Linked DNA regions of Homo sapiens: region 1 is linked to region 2. A link is a contact called in ENCODE Hi-C or POLR2A ChIA-PET data. All regions are on one chromosome and are shown on one strand. The core of a region is the stretch at or near the end of the contact, and the rest is flanking DNA. Distances in the headings are between cores, read along the strand shown.

Region 1 (4,237 bases), core at 167-2,666, 36 kb after region 2:
CAACAGCAGTATTTCTGTTGCTCCCTGAAGCAGTTTTCATTGGGTCGGAAATCGATGCAGTCTGACTGGAGGTGACCTAAAAGCAGATGAAAGACAGCCAGGCCCAAAGTCCACAAACAGCATCGGTAAGACCTACTGAGAGTTTCTTATGCATATAATAAGTATGCAATACAATATTTTTATTGTTATGAACGGAGTCACCAAGTATTTACCTAGAAAAAGCTGCAGAATTCGGCCGGGTGCAGTGGCTCATGCCTGTAATGCCAGCACTTTGGGAGGCCGAGGCGAGTGGATGACAAAGTCAAGAGATGGAGACCATCCTGGCCAACATGGTGAAATCCTGTCTCTACTAAAAATACAAAAATTAGCTGGGCGTGGTGGTGCGCACCTGTAGTCTCAGCTACTTGGAGGCTGAGGCAGGAGAATCACTTGAACCCAGGAGGCAGATGTTGCAGTAAGCCGAGATCGCACCACTGCACTCCAGCCTGGGCAACAGAGCGAGACTCCATCTCAAAAAAAAAAAAAAAAAAAAAAAAAATTAAGAAAAGAAAAAGCTGCAGAATTCCTTCCACATGATTTGCGTTCTACCCCAATGCTTGACATACTAAATCCACCACCTCTCTTGAAGCTAGGTTTTGAATAAAATGAGAATGACATTTTCTTTCTTTCTTTTGAGACGGGGTCTTGTTCTGTCACCCAGGCTGGAGTGCAATGGCACCAACTCGGTTCACTGCAATCACCACTTTCTGGGTTCAAGCGAGTCTCCTGGCTCAGCCTCCCGAGTAGCTGGGATTACAAGCGCCTGCCACCATTCCCGGCTAATTTTTTGTATTTTTAGTAGAGATGGGGTTTCACCATGTTGGCCAGGCTCATCTCAAACTCCTGACCTGAGGTGTTCCGCCTGCCTCAGCCTCCCAAAGTGCTGGGATTACAGGCGTGAGCCACTGTGCCTGGCCAAGAATGACATTTTCTAGGTAGCCTTTTTTTTGGTTTAATGTATAGACAGGGTGTCACCATGCTGCCCAGGCTGGTCTTGAACTCCTGGGCTCAAGTGATCCTCCCGCCTCAGCCTCCCAAAGTGCTGGGATTACAGGCGTGAGCCCCCATGCCCGGCCTCTAGGTAGCTTTCTTAAATTGAGATGTTAAAAGTCTAAGGGAAAAGGAGTGGCTTGTTTACCTGTAGGCAGAACTGACTGCAGTGTAACTAGGACCCCTTGCAGTCACCAGGGTCTATGACGGCGTCCTGGCTCTGCCCCTCTCTGTTCCTAACCATCAAGCCTGGATGTGCAGCCCTGCTACTTCGAGTGTGGTCCTCCAACCAGCAGCATCAGCCTCACGGAAGAGCTTGTTAACAGTACAGCCTCTCAGGGGCCACACGGGACCCTGAATTTGAATCTGCATTTAACAAGATCCCCAGCTGATTCCCATCCATGCTTCGTGACGCAGTTGAGCAGTGAGAAAAGCTGGCTGAGTGAATTGCTGCCCCATTCCAAAAAGCCATCGGGAGAACGGGCAGCAGCTGCAGGAAGTGACTTTCACTGTACTCCATTTCATTTTATCACACTTTCATTTTATTGACCTTTTCTCTAAAGCAACGGAGCTGTTTTCCTTTGTTTTATTCATAACTCTTAATTTTTAAAAGTAGTCTGACTTCATGCTACCATCTCAAATTGTATCAACTTTAAATTATTTACATGAATCGGGAGGGAGGAAATGGAAACCATTTTTCACATTCGATTTATATCCAATCAGAGTTTTTTCTTTTTTCACAACAGTTGTTAAGTTGTTAGCAAACCTGTGTTTTCACAGCAAGCTAGGAAGTCCCTTAGATCATTATCCAGAAAAACGGCATGTAATTAGGACTACACAGAAAGGCGCCCTAGAAAATACAGAACAGGGCTAGAGGTACACACCTGCAGACAGGTGTTCTACAACAAGGCTAAGTGCACATCTGTCCACCTGGAACAGCAATCTTGCTTACTGAGTAGTTAACTGCATGCAATAAACTGTGAACTCAGGAAGGGCGAGGGCCATGCATGTAACTCGAGTAGGAGGGGTTCAATAAATATCCATGAATCAGTGAATCGATGAATATCACTTAAAACAGGCTCTTCCCACAACACTCTGCTCCTTCCCTTTCAATTCCTGTAAAGGCCAGAATATTAAAGGAACCTCCAAGTCATTCTTGATTGCTAAGAGGCCACTAGCCACACTGAGATGGCTCCTCCAGGGTGGCCCTCATGAGGACCACTAAAGGGCTTTTCCCACCAGGAAGTAAATCACTCCTATGCCATCAGAAGGATGTTCGGCATCAGCTTCCCTATCCTGAACACTTTTAGGACTTGGAAAGGTAAACGTGGCACCGATCTGGGTGTAAATGGCTTCACTCAACAATGTTCATAATCTCTTTCTGCCCCTGCTAAAATTCTCTTGAAAGAGGTGGAACTTTCTGTACCCTTTTGGTTGCTGTGATGTGGACACTCTTTAGTTAACTGAAAAGGCAACAACAAGAACGAGGAAAGAAAGTAAAAGAGATCAGCCACAAAGACAACTAAGGGTGTTCTAAACAAATCACATGAGATTAGCAGAACAGGTGGGCTGGAGGAAAATTCATGCTGGAAAAGCCAGGCGCTTTGATGTTGGAATATCTGGTTGAAGATGAACCAACCAAGCAGAATAAATGGGTGAAGACGAATGATAATAATCTGTGAGAGGGAGATAGATCAGACACGGCACCCGGTTCACAGAATTAGAGTAACACCCCTACACGTGATGCCCCCGTGGTATGAGACCTGAGTTCACTAGCAAAAGCTCAGCAACCCACTGATAATTTTGAAAACAAACAAACAAATAAAAAAAGAGGATGCTCTTTTTCGAATACTTCATAAACTTAGACATCTTAGTTGTGGCTGATGTCTTTACTCCCTTGTCCCATCCAAAAGCTACAATCCACAGGGATGGCCATGTGGTCTTGAAAGCACCTCATCTCCTGCTCTATATCATTAATTTTATTTTTATTTTTACTTTTTTTTTGAGATGGAATCTCACTGTGTTGCCCAGGCTGGAGTGCAGTGGCGTGATCTCGGCTCACTGCAACCTGCGCCTGCCTCCTTGGTTCATGCAATTCTCCTGCCTCAGCCTCCCCAGTAGCTGGGACTATAGGCACGTGCCACCACGCCCAGCTAATTTTTTGTATTTTTAGTAGAGACGGGGTTTCACTGTGTTAGCCAGGATGGTCTCGATCTCTTGACCTCATGATCCGCCTGCCTCAGCTTCCCAAAGTGCTGGGATTACAGGCGTGAGCCACTGCGCCCAGCCAATTCTCTCTTTTTTTTTTTTTGAGACAGTCTCTGTCGCCCAGGCTGGAGTGCAGTGGTGCCATCTTGGCTCACTGCAACATCTGCCTCCCAGGTTCGAGCGATCGATACTCCTGCCTCAGCCTCCCCAGTAGCTGGAATTACAGGTGTGTACCACCACGCCTGGCTGATTTTTGTATTTTTAATAGAGACAGGGTTTCGCCATGTTAAGCAGGCTGGTCTCAAACTCCTGACCTCGAGTGATCTGCCTGCTTCAGCCTCCTAAAGTGCTGAGATTACAGGTGTGAGCCACCATGCCTGGCCACCCTTCTCTACATGATTAATTCTTAGCCCTCAGACTCCAGCTCAAAAGTCACTGCCCTGGGAAGCCCCCCTTGAATGCCCCTTTCTCATTGCCTCCTCTGTTCCCTAACATGCTTTTCTCACACCTAGACTGCTTCACTCGTTCTCTTTTTCTTTATTTATCTTTGCTTCCTCCATAGGAACTCGAGGCCCTGAAAAGCAAGGACTGAGTCTTAATTCTTTTTATCTTTGCTCAGATCAGAAGAATGACTGTCTGTGCTCAGTTCATTATGAGTATGTGAACTATGCTTTGTGAGCCCAGGAACTGGGTGGCCCCGGACTGAAGAGTCCCTGCGCAGGAATCATGACTGAACCCGAGTGTGGGTGCGTAAGCCCCCAAGAGAGATGAGCTGAGAGGAGAGAGGAAGAGGTCGCGTGTGGGATGAACACCTCCACGCTGCAGCAGCCAAATGACTTTGAGCACCTTTTCTTGGTCTAAAAAAGGAATCATATCTCTCCTGAATACCTCTCAGGATGATGAGGAACAAAATAGAGAATGGATCTGAAAGCACTTGAAAATCTATAAACGACCATGCAAATATATAATGACAGCATTTTGGTGGTGAAAGGTAAGGAAA
Region 2 (4,367 bases), core at 971-3,470:
AAGCACGTGGGTCTTGGAGCAGGGCTGGGAAGACAGAGCCCTCCAGGAGGGGCTGAGTCCAGGCCAGCATGAGATACAGGGGACCTAGGGCTGCTGGAAGGATGGGCTGCTGGGGCGTATCTCTGTTCCAAGCCTTATCCCTGCTCTTCATGCAGTTACAGCCTGATAGGCCCACCCACAGGCTACTGCCCCCTGTTCCTCAAACAATACACATTTACAGTTGTTGCCTTTAAAAAGAAAAAACAGGCCACTTATTTTACACTCAGGGTCTAAGCATTTCTGTTTGCAGAGACTGGGCAGGCTTCTGTATCTTTACAAGCACATGCTTTCTGCAGCATGGGTATATTCTCAATGTATTTGTTGCAGGATTGTCTATTTTTGCATTTGACATTTCAATGACTTAGAGGGGGAGGAAGAAGATTGGAGAAAAAAATTAAGCCTATATTCCCTTTTAGTTATTTTTGACCCACTTGCTGCAAAAATAGGGAATGGCACTGGAAGGCTCCACTCTGTAGGAAGTAACCTTCGCCTTCCCTGGGTAAATGCTTTTGTTTCCTCCTTCAAACAGATTGCATTGCTCTCCTGGCATTAAAAATGAGAAATAAATTTAGCTTCATCTCCATATATCCTGGGATTCCCCTTAAATAAGCTCTAAAGCATTCTTCTGGGTGGCTTAGTATGAAATGCAGTCCCTGGTTTCTTCCCGCCCCACAGCCCCCTAGTAAGCCGCCCCACCCCACCTGGGAGGCATAGAGTAGGAGGTGATTGCTCTCAAGATAAAGAAGGCGGCATCACGTTTTCCCCCTGGAAGAACAGAAGCACCTGAGGTCCAGGAGAGTAAAGGAGAATTCTCCTCTGCCTAGCCTTTTCTGTGCATGTGACAGGGTATTTTCTCTCATTCACAGTCAATATGGCTTTGATAACAGCTCCAAGAAAAATGATGCCTAGACAGTGCTAGTCCAAGGTGCCAGTGAAACTGAAGGCCTCATCCTACATGTGAATGTTCCTCACGTACATTACGTGATTATTTACTGTTACAGTGAGGTATGTGAGATCAGCCCCATTTTTAAAGACAAGGAAGCTGACTCGGAGAAGGTGAGTGACCTGCCCAGGGCACACAGCTGCCACCCAGCAGAGCTGAGATTCAAGCGTGCATCTTCTAAATCTCGTGCACTTCCTATTATACCAAAGCTGCCTCCCATTCAAGTTCCAGGCATGGCCTTTTGAATCGGACCAGATCGGGTCATCGAAAGAGAGGATCAAAAGCCCCCTGCTTATAAAAGTGAGCTTGAAAGAAGAATAGGAAAGAAAATATGCTTCATAAACAAAGCAGCAAGGTTAGAAATGGAGAGACGCTCACTCCAACTGTCACTCTAAGTCTAAAGCCCTGTTGCTTACTCGCTGCTGAACTCCAAAAGGAGTCTGCTGCTATGGTGGGGAGCTTTCGAATATTTTTAAAGCCTCTGAACCCTTTAAAGATAAAATGCTATGCTGACACTAAGTAAAATTAGAGCTTGCTCTGGTTAAAGCCAGTGGGGCAACACTGGGGGTATGCACGAGTCTCGGGGGGCTCCACCTTCTCAGGGACCCTCTCCTGTCCCTCCATACCCCCAGGGCTGTGCAGCTCAGATTGTGGCTCACAGAGGTGCCCGGCTGCAAACTGAACTGTTTGTTACTCTTTTTAAAAATCTGTCACCGGAATGTAAATCAACTACTGGAATGAGTTCAGCACTGTGTGTTTTTTTTTTTTTTTTTTTTTTTTTTTTTTTTTTTTTTTTTGAGACGATATTTTGCTCTTGTTGCCCAGGCTGGAGTGCAGTGGTGCAATCTCGGCTCACTGCAAACTCCGCCTCCGAGGTCTAAGCGATTCTCCTGCCTCAGCCTCCTGAGTAGCTGGGATTACAGGCCCACCACCACGCCCGGTTAATTTTTGTATTTTTAGTAGAGATGGGTTTCACAATGTTGGCCTGGCTGGTCTCGAACTCCTGACCTCAGGTGATCCACCCTCCTCGGCCTCCCAAAGTGCTGGGATTACAGGGGTGAGCCACCGTGCCCGGCCTTGCACTTTTTTATTCTCTACTTTTGAGCGAGATGTTCTTGATGAAGCAAGCAGACCCCTGATTTCCATTCTGGCCTGGGCTCTGCATCTCCCTGTGTGCCAGGAACAAAGCACTGGCCCAGAAACCAGCTCCAGAGACACGTAGAGTCCCAGGGCACTGGATGGGAGCACGGTTCCTCCTCCGTGGAAACACACTGGGAATTCCTACTCTGACCCACTGCTTTGCAGCAGTAAACCTCCTGTTCCAGGACCCAGCAGCCTCAGGAGGAAAAACTCCAGCACTGGTGGCTGAAATGCTTTCAGGGTTTGCCACTCACTTTCCAGCCCTGGGCAGCCAGCCCATTCCATGCCTGTGTGGTTCTGGATATTAGAAAATCCTTTCTTTCCTTGAGCTAAAATTTTCCCTCTTGGAACTTCTCTGTCCTCGTGGTCTTAACTCTGGCACCAAGGGTCCAAGATTAACACTTAATCTTCCTCCTAAAGAACCAGCCTAGAAAGAAATTGAAGATGAAAATATATAAACCGTGGACTGCCTTTAAAGAGATACTGTAACAAGTCAGCTTTCTTACAATAAAGGAACTGACCACTTAGAAAATGCAGGAGAGTTCTGAGTACCGGTAGGTTTGTAACTCGTGAGTTTTTGCAGATTTCCAAGTCTTTCATAAGAAATCACATCCAAACGCCAAGGAAAATGAAGGTGCATACATAAACATCCCGAGGGTGAAGGAAAACAGCTTCCCACGGTGAATAATGCCATTCACGGTTCACATTGTCATCCTTAATTTGGAAGAAATAAAATATGTTTAATGGAAACTGCTTTAAGGTTTGCAAGAGTGTGTGATCAGAGAAAAGCAAGCCTCCACCTTCCCCAACCGAGGGTTGATCTGTTTCCTGCCAGGACAGAAGAGAACTTTGTGTGAATCCACACGCTCTGTACAAGGCAGAATCACTCCCCACTTCCTCGATCTGCATAGTGCAAGGCAACGACGGGATCTGGCCTCTCCTCCTGTTATCTTTCCTGAAGCCTTTTCTGTGTCGCTGGCAGATATTTCCTGTTGACACTGTGCCTCCCCAATCAGTTTCCACTGCCAGAACCCCATAATGTGAAGCGTGACACGCCAAGCGTCTGGTCATGCGGTATCTGGTAGGATAAACCGTCACCCTACAACTGGGGAAGGATTTCAAAACAGGAGGCACGTCGTGTGTTATTATAACAAAGGGCTGAATGCACATCACCATTGCCACTGAGATCTTAACATTCCTAGCAAAAAAGAAAAAAAAAAGAAAGAAATCTCCATGTGGCATGTTTTAGAGCTCTTATTTAAGTGGACTGACCAAATATCCAATTCTCAAACACAGTAGACCCCAGGCACTTGCAGAGTTTAACTTTGGCTGTTTTATCTATTTCTATGTCTTTTTGAGGCTGGCCATACGGGGAAGACTGTCATTTGCCTAGGGTGTGAATCAAGTCCATTGTATAAGGAACATGGGTTACCGGGTCCATCTGGCCAACTGTCCAATACCCCTGGCTTGACCTAAAATTGGGACCGAGGTGTTCTCGTTGAAGCAATCAGACCTGATTTCCATTTTGGCCTGGGCTCTGCATTTCCCTGTGTGACAGGAACAAATAATGGAATGCTGCAGTTTTCTGCATCCTATTATTTCGGGGGAAAGAGTTCAAGGGCCCCAGCACTCTTCTGCTTTGCTGGTGCAGATCAAGGCATTTCATCCCAACTCCAAAGACGCCAACCACGAAATGGCACAGGTTCCTGGCGTGCCCAGGTGGGAAGTTGGGGAGTATCCGCTGCCACATTCCTGTCACTTCTCACGAGCCCAGGAATGACTTCCAAGCCAGCACCCCTGCCACCTCGGCCTGGCCTGCAGCCGCGGGGAGGAGGCTGGTTGGCGCTGTCTGGGCCCTGTCTCTCCGGTTCCTCCGGGATGGGTGGCTGAGTTTCAGCTGAGCCTAGCCTTTCCTCATATCAGAATGGTACGATCTCAGACTCCAGTTTGGAATTCGAGAAGAGGTCACCCTCAGGCCTTTTTATTATTTTTTAAAACCAACCTGGTTGAGGTATAATTTAGATATAATAAAGTCCATCCATTTTAATGAAGTGTACAGTTTAATGAAGTTGGACACACGTATACACCTGTGTAATTCCTACCACAATGAGGACAGACAGACAACATTTCCGCCTGTCCTTGGATCCATCTAATATAGGAAGGCAGAGAGTGGTTCCACTCTGGAGCCAAGCTGCTCTGTCATGTCCTGGCTGTGATGGGCGCAAGCTGTCTCATCTTCCTTTGT

Evidence for each region. A loop is a pair of places that touch in the nucleus more often than their neighbours do. ChIA-PET counts read pairs that join two places held with the same protein, here RNA polymerase II (POLR2A). Pooled maps may share reads with other maps.
Region 1: a loop to region 2 is called in a map of dorsolateral prefrontal cortex, with 2.2 times the contacts of the local background. The contact joins two enhancer-like sites. A Hi-C loop is called at or near these places in 3 of 168 maps with a recorded cell type or tissue (IMR-90, dorsolateral prefrontal cortex and ovary) and 3 of 50 pooled maps. POLR2A ChIA-PET finds 5 or more read pairs at or near these places in 2 of 52 experiments (AG04450 and H1).

What each region holds. Positions count from the first base shown.
Region 1 is chr10:15,347,323-15,351,559 of GRCh38, forward strand. All of the region lies in intron 1 of FAM171A1 (family with sequence similarity 171 member A1), which reads right to left. Among named protein-coding and RNA genes, the nearest start is that of FAM171A1, 22 kb to the right of the region's middle. Within about 2 kb of position 1,417, at least 5 of the 41 ENCODE cell types and tissues checked have a DNase peak (open chromatin) inside an H3K27ac peak, as active enhancers do.
Region 2 is chr10:15,310,936-15,315,302 of GRCh38, forward strand. All of the region lies in intron 1 of FAM171A1 (family with sequence similarity 171 member A1), which reads right to left. Among named protein-coding and RNA genes, the nearest start is that of FAM171A1, 58 kb to the right of the region's middle. Within about 2 kb of position 2,221, at least 11 of the 41 ENCODE cell types and tissues checked have a DNase peak (open chromatin) inside an H3K27ac peak, as active enhancers do.